3 separate regions of the Homo sapiens genome follow, and all the other regions are linked to region 3. Evidence: chromatin contacts called from ENCODE Hi-C or POLR2A ChIA-PET data. All regions are on one chromosome and are shown on one strand. Each heading gives the region's core, a stretch centred on a gene start or an enhancer-like site at or near the end of the contact. The rest is flanking DNA. Distances are from core to core; before and after follow the strand shown. Region 1 overlaps SGSM3 (small G protein signaling modulator 3). Region 2 overlaps MRTFA (myocardin related transcription factor A). Region 3 holds the start of TNRC6B-DT (TNRC6B divergent transcript).

Evidence for each region. Hi-C counts contacts between places; a loop is a spot of excess contacts on that map. ChIA-PET counts read pairs that join two places held with the same protein, here RNA polymerase II (POLR2A). Pooled maps may share reads with other maps.
Region 1: a pooled map shows a loop between it and region 3 (5-fold over the local background). The contact joins the enhancer-like site here to the promoter of TNRC6B-DT in region 3. A Hi-C loop is called at or near these places in 8 of 50 pooled maps. POLR2A ChIA-PET finds 5 or more read pairs at or near these places in 8 of 52 experiments (B cell, CD4-positive, alpha-beta T cell, CD8-positive, alpha-beta memory T cell and 5 more).
Region 2: a pooled map shows a loop between it and region 3 (2.3-fold over the local background). The contact joins the enhancer-like site here to the promoter of TNRC6B-DT in region 3. A Hi-C loop is called at or near these places in 4 of 37 single-sample maps with no recorded cell type and 6 of 50 pooled maps. POLR2A ChIA-PET finds 5 or more read pairs at or near these places in 2 of 52 experiments (GM12878 and activated naive CD4-positive, alpha-beta T cell).

Annotation. Positions count from the first base shown.
Region 1 is chr22:40,399,049-40,401,748 of GRCh38, forward strand. SGSM3 (small G protein signaling modulator 3) reads left to right here. Exons shown (of 22, transcript NM_015705.6): 2 at 1,648-1,765; 3 at 2,545-2,627. The coding sequence starts at 1,759. Among named protein-coding and RNA genes, the nearest start is that of SGSM3, 30 kb to the left of the region's middle. Within about 2 kb of position 1,288, at least 8 of the 41 ENCODE cell types and tissues checked have a DNase peak (open chromatin) inside an H3K27ac peak, as active enhancers do; they include B cell, CD4-positive, alpha-beta T cell and OCI-LY7, where a contact is called at or near this core.
Region 2 is chr22:40,484,830-40,487,529 of GRCh38, forward strand. All of the region lies in intron 3 of MRTFA (myocardin related transcription factor A), which reads right to left. Among named protein-coding and RNA genes, the nearest start is that of MRTFA-AS1, 36 kb to the right of the region's middle. Within about 2 kb of position 1,427, at least 11 of the 41 ENCODE cell types and tissues checked have a DNase peak (open chromatin) inside an H3K27ac peak, as active enhancers do.
Region 3 is chr22:40,043,145-40,045,844 of GRCh38, forward strand. TNRC6B-DT (TNRC6B divergent transcript) reads right to left here and starts at 1,386. Exons shown (of 1, transcript NR_163486.1): 1 at 1-1,386. It overlaps FAM83F (family with sequence similarity 83 member F), which reads left to right. Exons shown (of 5, transcript NM_138435.4): 5 at 1-390. It also overlaps a transcript of TNRC6B not described here. RefSeq lists enhancers at 381-1,028, 1,110-1,409, 1,720-1,839 and silencers at 2,140-2,359, 2,370-2,439.

The DNA.
Region 1 (2,700 bases), core at 38-2,537, 360 kb after region 3:
TCTTGGCTCACTGCAACCTCTGCCTCCCGGGTTCAAGCAATTCTTGTGCCTCAGCCTCTCAAGTAGCTGCGATTACAGGGATGCATCACCATGCCTGGCTAATTTTTTTGTATTTTTAGTAGAGACAGGGTTTCACCATGGTGGCCAAGCTGGTCTCAAACTCCTGGCCTCAAGTGATCCGCCCACCTCAGCCTCCCAAAGTGCTGGGATTACAGGCGTGAGCCACCGCGCCCAGCCAAGATGTCTTTACTTTTAATCATGGTGCAGAGGATGAGCGCTGAGCCCACTCCCTCCCAAAGCTGACACGTGGTTGTTCTGCCACAGCCATTTGCCATCTCAGGCTCCAAGCCAGCAGGAGGCGTAATAGAGCACTGGGTTCCATTCCCAGGGCCATCTAGCTGGTGGCCATGTGTCCGTCATTTCACAGGGTGGGGTTACATGGTGTGGCAGGGCAAAGTTTTGGGAGTCCATTTGGAAACTATCAGTCTCTCCTAGGCTTATTTTCTGTTGTGTAAGGAATGAATGTGTTGTAAGGATTGAATGATGACATGACATGCTTTTTAAAATTTCTAGCTCAGTCTCTTTAATGTAAAAATATGTAATCATCCAGCTCATAGTTCTGAGGGAAACCCTATATCACATATATTTTACACTGAAGGAAGACATTAAAATTCCATTCTCTTCACACAGAACCAACCAACCAGGATGGCTGGCCTGTTGGGGAAGCAGGTTCTGCCATCTGGTTCTCAGCAGGCATGTCTGGAAGCAGGAGGGAGCGTCTCTCCCATTTGGGTACCAAAGCCTCTGTAACAGTCAGGAATGTTCTGCTGTGGCCTTTATCCTAAACTTGGCTTGGCCAGTGTGTGTCTGGGGCAGGAGCAGAGGCCGGGACACAGCTGAGCTGCCCACAGGAGCTATTTTTGCCCCCACACTTGTATGTCTTTAAAGAGAACTGGGATTTTCTCACAGCTCCTTTGAAGTGGTGGTTTGATTTTCCTCTTTTTTGCTTCTCACTTACCTAATTCTTCCCGATTTATCTAGAATTCCCAACACCAGAATTCCATGGCAGATAGCATGGAGAATAGGTTCTGTTATGGACCAGGATAACAACTGTCATTTCTGAATTCTCATTGTGTGAAAAATGGCAAAAGTAAATTTTTCTTCAGTGCCAGGTTTAGGTAAATATGATTTCAAAAACCGGAATGTAACTTGTCTTGAAATCTTTCAACCACATCTCCTCGTTGTCACCTACTTCCTTTCGTAGAGTGAGAGCCTTTAATTCTGTGGTTAGAAGTAAAAGGAAGTAAAGGCTTGGCCGGGCGCGGTGGCTCATGCTTGTAATCCCAGCACTTTGGGAGGCCGAGGCCGGCGGGATCACGAGGTCAGGAGTTCGAGACCAGCCTGGCCAATATGGTGAAACCCCGTCTCTACTAAAAAGACAAAAATCAGCCGGGTGTGGTGGTGCAACCCTGTAGTCCCAGCTACTCGGGAGGCCGAGGCAGAAGAATCTCTTGAACCCAGGAGGCAGAGGTTGCAGTGAGCTGAGATTGCACCACTGCACTCCAGCCTGAGGTGACCAAGCGAGACTCTGTCTAAAAAAAAATAAAAATAAAAATAGAATGACTTTCCTCTTTTCTCTTCTAACAGGGCAGATGATTCTGGACCAGATGAAGCCTGAGGAGCCTTCCAGCTCTAAGATAGCAGGATAGGAGACTTCTAAGATTGGAGCTGCAGAAGACTTGCCAGCCCACCAGCACAATGTCAGGTAGAGGCAGGGGCTGGACTTGGAAACGGGGTTTGAAGCTCTCACAGAGGAGCCAGAGGGATGGAAGGTGGCTTGTTTTCCATAAAACACCATCCAGATAAGAGAGGTGGAGATGGTAGGGAAGGCTTCTGGCTGGCTGAGAAAGTTATTAAAACTTCCTTCTCAGCTCTGCTCTCTAGCTCTCCTCCTCCAGCTCTCCAACCCGCAGATCTGCAGTCCTCAGGTGGAGAAAGAGGCCGGAAGATGAAGTTTGGTCATGTTTTGTAATGTGCTGCTGTTTCTTTCCCCTCTTCTCCAGAAATTTGCTGATTTCTAGGAGGTTTCTTTCACTCTGCTCCTTCCCTACCCAGCACGCTTGAGATGGGCCAGTCCCTTTAATGCTGGTGCTCTTAGAGGGAGAGGGTATTTCCTGATTTGAATTTTGCCTCTGCATTTTCTATTTTTTTTTTATTTTTTTGAGGCAGAGTTTCGCTCTTGTTGCCCAGGCTGGAGCGCAATGGCACGATCCTTGCTCACTGCAACCTCCGCTTCTTGGGTTCAAGCTATTCTCCTGCCTCCCGAGTAGCTGGGATTACAGGCATGTGCCACCACGCCCAGCTAATTTTGTATTTTTAGTAGAGATGGGTTTCTCCATGTTGGCCAGGCTGGTCTCAAACTCCTGACCTCAGGTGATCTGCCCACCTCGGCCTCCCAAAGTACTGAGATTACAGGCGTGAGCCACTGCGCCTGGCCTGCCTCTGCATTTTCTTGATTGTTCTCCTGGTCCTCTTTGGTTTTAGGAAGCCATACACCTGCCTGTGGCCCTTTCTCAGCCCTGACTCCGAGCATATGGCCCCAGGAGATCTTGGCCAAGTACACGCAGGTATAGCAGTTAGCCAGGCACCAGCCTGCTGTGCTCCCACGCTGTGGTATGAAGGGGACCCAGCTCTGCAGGC
Region 2 (2,700 bases), core at 177-2,676, 440 kb after region 3:
TAGGAGGCCGACGCAGGCGGATCACGAGGTCAGGAGATCGAGACCATCCTGGCCAACATGGTGAAACCCCGTCTCTACTAAAAATACAAAGATTAGCTGGGCATGGTGGCACGTGCCTGTAAATCCCAGCTACTCAGGAGGCTGAGGCAGGAGAATCGCTTGCATCTGGGAGTAGGAGGTTGCAGTGAGAGGAGATTGCGCCACTGCACTCCAGCCTGGCAACATAGTGAGACTCCGTCTCAAAAAAAAAAAAAAAATCTAAAAGAATGCAAAGTGATCAAATAATTCCTCCATACCACATACCTCAATTTTCTAGCATAATTCTGAGTGATGCAGAGTGCCACACCTATCAGCAGAATGCTTATTTTAAAAATGTCCCTGATACTACCATGTACTTTTCCTCCTCCTGATTTTCAAATCATCCCAGTATTAACATCCATCCCTAAGGAATCTCACTAGTAGTTTCAGAAAAATGAATTTGATTTGTTTTACACACTGTGGGACAGACAACAAACAAGACCCCTTTTCCTCTGCCTCTTCGATGCTTCTCCTGGGCATGAAAACAGCCTGAACTGTGGCAACAGCTGGGGATCATTAAACTGACAGAAATAGCTTAGGAGACTCCAATGGTGTGTGAAGGCGGGAGGAGAGCCTGAGTATCAGATTAAAAAAAATCAAAAGGGCAAAAGGAAAGGGGGGCAGGGCAGGGAAGCCTAAGGAGTGTATCACACCTAAATTTCCTTTACCACAGCCAAGAAGATGCAGTGAAGCAAATGACAGGATACATGAATGCGGCCTAAATTGCTTAGCCTCCTACCTATTCCTAGATGGAAGGTTTAGTCAAACCTAAAAATGTGGGTCTCAATGAAGACATGGTGGGGAAGAGTAGGGAGGAGAACTGCGGAATCTCAAAGGCTAACTATGGGTCTGGAAGAATCACTTAGAGGAGGTTGCAATGATGGTAAAAATAAACTCTAAGATGGAGGAGGAGCAAGGGCTGTGAGAATACATCCCAAGCCCTAAGTGGACTCAGAGATTAACGTAGTCCTAAGGCATCTCCCTCAACTGGGAAGGACCAAATGCTACATGAAATGCATGTTCTTGTTCTTGCTAGAGCACAGCCATGCCTCCCCAGTGGTAGCTTTTCAACCTGGCAGGCCTTCGAAGGTCGGTGCAGGAATGAGCCATCTGCCTGGCCCACTGCCCGAGTGTGTTCAGCACATACCTGAATGCCCTAGAGTAGCTTTATTCAGATCACCCCAAGGGAGTGGGCTTGCAGATCCCGACTTACGCCTTTAAATCTGGTTAGTCCCAGGATCCTGGTGTACCTTCTTCATCCCCACACTTGTTAGGCTGTCTATTCAATATTATCATCAAGGCTTCTCCCACCAAGGCGTTTTCTTTATAACTAATCTTATAGGACTGCAGTTTCAGATTGTTCCCCACCTGCAAGCCCGAACAGGAAATGATTCGATTACGGATATTAAGACTGCAACTTTCTTTGGCAAGAGTGTTTTGTAACTATGAGATTGCACCAAGCTCGGTTGAACATTTTATTCAATGAATCTAATTACTTACTAAAGAAAGTTCCAGGCTGGTGACTGGTCTCAACAAAAAGCTACCACTATACTACCTTCTTCTTGAATAGCTTGCTTCTTTTCTTTATTGTTTTTTTCTTCCTTCCACTCTAGGAGGAAAATTTGCTTCTTTTCTAACCACAAATCTGGCAGGAAAATATGCTCATGCATATTTCCATACTAAGACATTTTTGTCTAAACAACTGTATTTGAATCTGGCTTTTTATAAGAAGTCCAAAAACCTTACAACGGTTGGCTCATTACGAACACTTTAAGTTCGTATTAAGAAGGGTACAGGGAGCCGGGTGCAGTGTGGCTCACGCCTCTAATCCTAGCACTTTGGGAGGCTGAGGCTGGTGGATCACTTGATCTCAGACAGCCTGGGCAACACGGCAAAACCCCATCTCTACAAAAAAATTAGCTGGGCATGGTGGCACTTGCCTGTGGTCCCAGCTACTTGGGGGACTAAGGCGGGAGGATCACTTGAGCCTAGGGGGTCAAGGCTGCAGTGGGCCAAGGTTGCATCACTGCAATCCAGCCTGGGTGACAAAGCAAGACTGTCTCAAAAAACAAAAACAAACAAAAGAGAAGGGTAGCAGGTGTACAAAAATAAATTCACTACACAAGAGACTAACAAAAGAGTGTAAACTTCATATATACTTGTGTGTGTTTGTGTGTGTATCACACAGTTCACTCTGAGGCTAAATAACATCTAAGGACAGGATATATGTTAACCACTATTGTGACTATAATCACCTCTCAGTGTATGCAGCCTTGGTGAGTACAGCCTTTACCACAGTATATCCCTTACCTAAAATTTTCAAATTAATGTCATAAATATTTATAAGTAATCACTTATTTTGTGTATGCGTTGGTACTAAGTATGACATAGGAACTGAGAAGGAAAACACCACTATACATTTATATAATACTTTACAAAGCTACTTTCATACGTATCTCATTTGACCCTATGAGCCAGAACTGGAGTCATTAGTCATTATACCCACTACTACACAATGAGAAGAACTAGTGTGCCAAGCTTAGAGCAACTTAGCCAAGTTCACCATTGGCAAGATCAAACCAAGAACTTTGGGTTCTTGACTACCAGACCACTACTGGGATA
Region 3 (2,700 bases), core at 136-2,635:
TGTTTTATTATTAAAGCAGTGCCAAGGAGGTTACACAACAGCTTGGATCAGGAAGTGAAACAAGGGCGGTGATCCCACTGAAGCTACAGGGGATGGGGATTTGGGACGGTAAAATGTTAATTACCCAAGATGGAATGTGGGCTAGAGTCCAGCGTTGTGCTCCTGGAGATCATTTCGGTCGCAAAAGCTCACTGGCAATGGGTCCTAAGCGTCCTGCCCTCCTCTGGCTGAAATGTTGGATTCACTTCGATGAATGCTGCTATAGGGAAAGAACCCAGTGGCCACCAGCCAGGAGCACACGTCTTGCTCAGCATCAACTATCCTGGAAGATTTCCAGGAGCTGAAGGGCTGTTCTCTTTGCATGCAATAAATTATTCATTTCTAAGACGATTTATTCTGTCTCTCTCTTTAGACTTGATTTCTCCTAGTTTTCCAGCTCTTGAGGACTCTCTCCAAAGAATGAGTTGTAGATGGTTGGTCAGGGGTTGCGAGTGGTGCCTAGGCTTCGCATAAAAGGAGGCAGAAATGTCTACCTTAAAGGGGAGAGGAATGGGTCCTGGGGAGGAAGATGTGGTGGAGGCAATGACAACCTTTCCATAGTAAGTCCCCAACAAAGTCACTTCTAGAAACTGACTGAAGACTTTGAGTTCCAAATGAAACGTTTTTAAGATGCTAGGTTGGCTGACAAGTACATCGTCTAAGGTGGAGGCACTAAAGCATAATAAAAAGAGTGAAGTCTCTGCAGTTTGACCCAGGACCAGATGCCAGGCCCACCAACGACTCTGTATCTGGATGACCTTGGGCAAGTTTTCTAAGCTCTCGCCAGCCTTAATTTCCCATCTATAAAAACTGGATACTGCATTACTCCCAGGTTTAACCAGATAATGTTTGTGAAGAAAGCAGCCCAATACTTGGCACAAAATAGGCAAGGGAGTCACTATTATCGTCAACTACTGGCCAAACAACCAGAGTTGACCCCAAATCCCCAGTAAACAATTAACCGTAGCAGAGCGAATCCGGATCTGACGCACCTATTTGCCCAATAAGGTGCCAGGAAATAACACAGTGGAGTCAAACCAATGGTATTAGCCCTTGTTGATGGACGGGCTTTCTTGCTGTTCCACCAATAGCTTGAAGATTTGACTGGGGAGTGACATCCTGACAGTCCAATGACGCACAACCAGCCCACACTCAGCACTTCGGAGGGGATAAATCAAGGAGCCGGCACGTATGGATTCCGTTATAGGGCAGTACTGGTTGGAGAGAGGAGCTTAGGGAAACAGCGCCGAGGCAAGGCACTAATGAGCTAAAAATAAAGAAAAAAGACGATGGTTGCGCCAAGCGACCTCGGCCGCCATCATGCTCTAATTTCCCCTGAGTCTCTCTGGGTCCTCGACCGAGGAAGCGGCCTCTGGGATGCTGAGGGGGTGTGTCCCCACATGATTGGCTCAGGCAGCTCAGCCAATCCTAGCTCGTTAAACGGGAAGCACTTAACCAATGAGGGGCGAAGGCAGCAACGAGGAATTGGAGGGGCGGAACGACAGCTTGACGGGCACAAAAGCCAGCCAGTGAGAGCCGGAAGCATCCTCCCTGCGGCCAATGGAGTGGGGCTCTGGGCGGGCCCCCGAGTGTTTGTGTTGTGGTTTTGGGGGAGGGATGCGGAGGGGAAAGTTTGTTTATTTTGTTTTTAGTTTTTGGGGTCCCCGTGCTGCTGCAAGGCGAAACGGGAGGGAGTGACCCCTGCGCCCCTCAGTCCCCCCTACGACGTCGCCTCCATAGTCTGCGGAGAAGCGGAGACTGCGCGCCTCGCCTCACAGCGAAACGCCGCGCACTCGGAGCCGGCACGGCTCGGCGGTGAGTGAGGTGCGGCGGCCGCGCCGTCCTTCCCCTCCCCCGCGCCCCGCCGGGACGGAGCGGGGCGGCCGGGGGTCGGCGAGGGCGCCCCCGGGGGCGCGCGGCGCGGCCCGGGGCGGTGAGCGGAGGCGCGGCGTGTGCGTGTCCTCGCGAGGGAGCGCGCGTGGGGCGGGGAGCGGGCCGGGGAGGGGGCGTGAGCGCGCGCGGGGCTGGTGCGGCCGGCGGCGCTGAGCGCGCGCTCCGCGGGAGCGGGCGCCGCCGAGATTTGAGTCGAGGGGCGGGGAGGGACTCGGGGCGACGTCCGGCGCGCGGGCCGGGGCGCCCCGAACGGCCGGGCAGGCACTGGCGGGCGCGCGCGCGGCTCCGGGCGTCACGCGCCAGCAGGTGTGAGCTGGGGGAGGGCTTCCGGGTGGGCTGGCCCGGCCGTCGAGTTCGCTTCCCGTCTCCGGGGGGCCTCGGCGCGGGGACACCTTCCCGGCCCGCGGAGGCGCGTCCGCCCCTGGCTGGCGGTGGCAGAGGGAGGCGTCAGGCCTCGGATCCTCGGGTCCCTGCGCAGCGTCCCGGCCTGTGTGCAGGACCTGCGTGACAAGGTGAATGCGTTCCACACCCCTCGCCAGGGCCCTGCGTGTGCGGCCACTTGGGGAGGCGGCTCAGACTCTGGACAAGGAAACGAGGGGCACGGAGAGTGTTTTTACACCTTCCCGTGGTCCGGTGCCCTTCAGTTCCAGACTACCGGTTTATTCGGCTGTAGAGGCTGGACATCCGATCCAGCGAGACACGCTGTAGTGGTTAAAGACGTCCAGTAACGGTCACCTCTAGTCAAGCGCCTTAAGGACCAGCTTATTC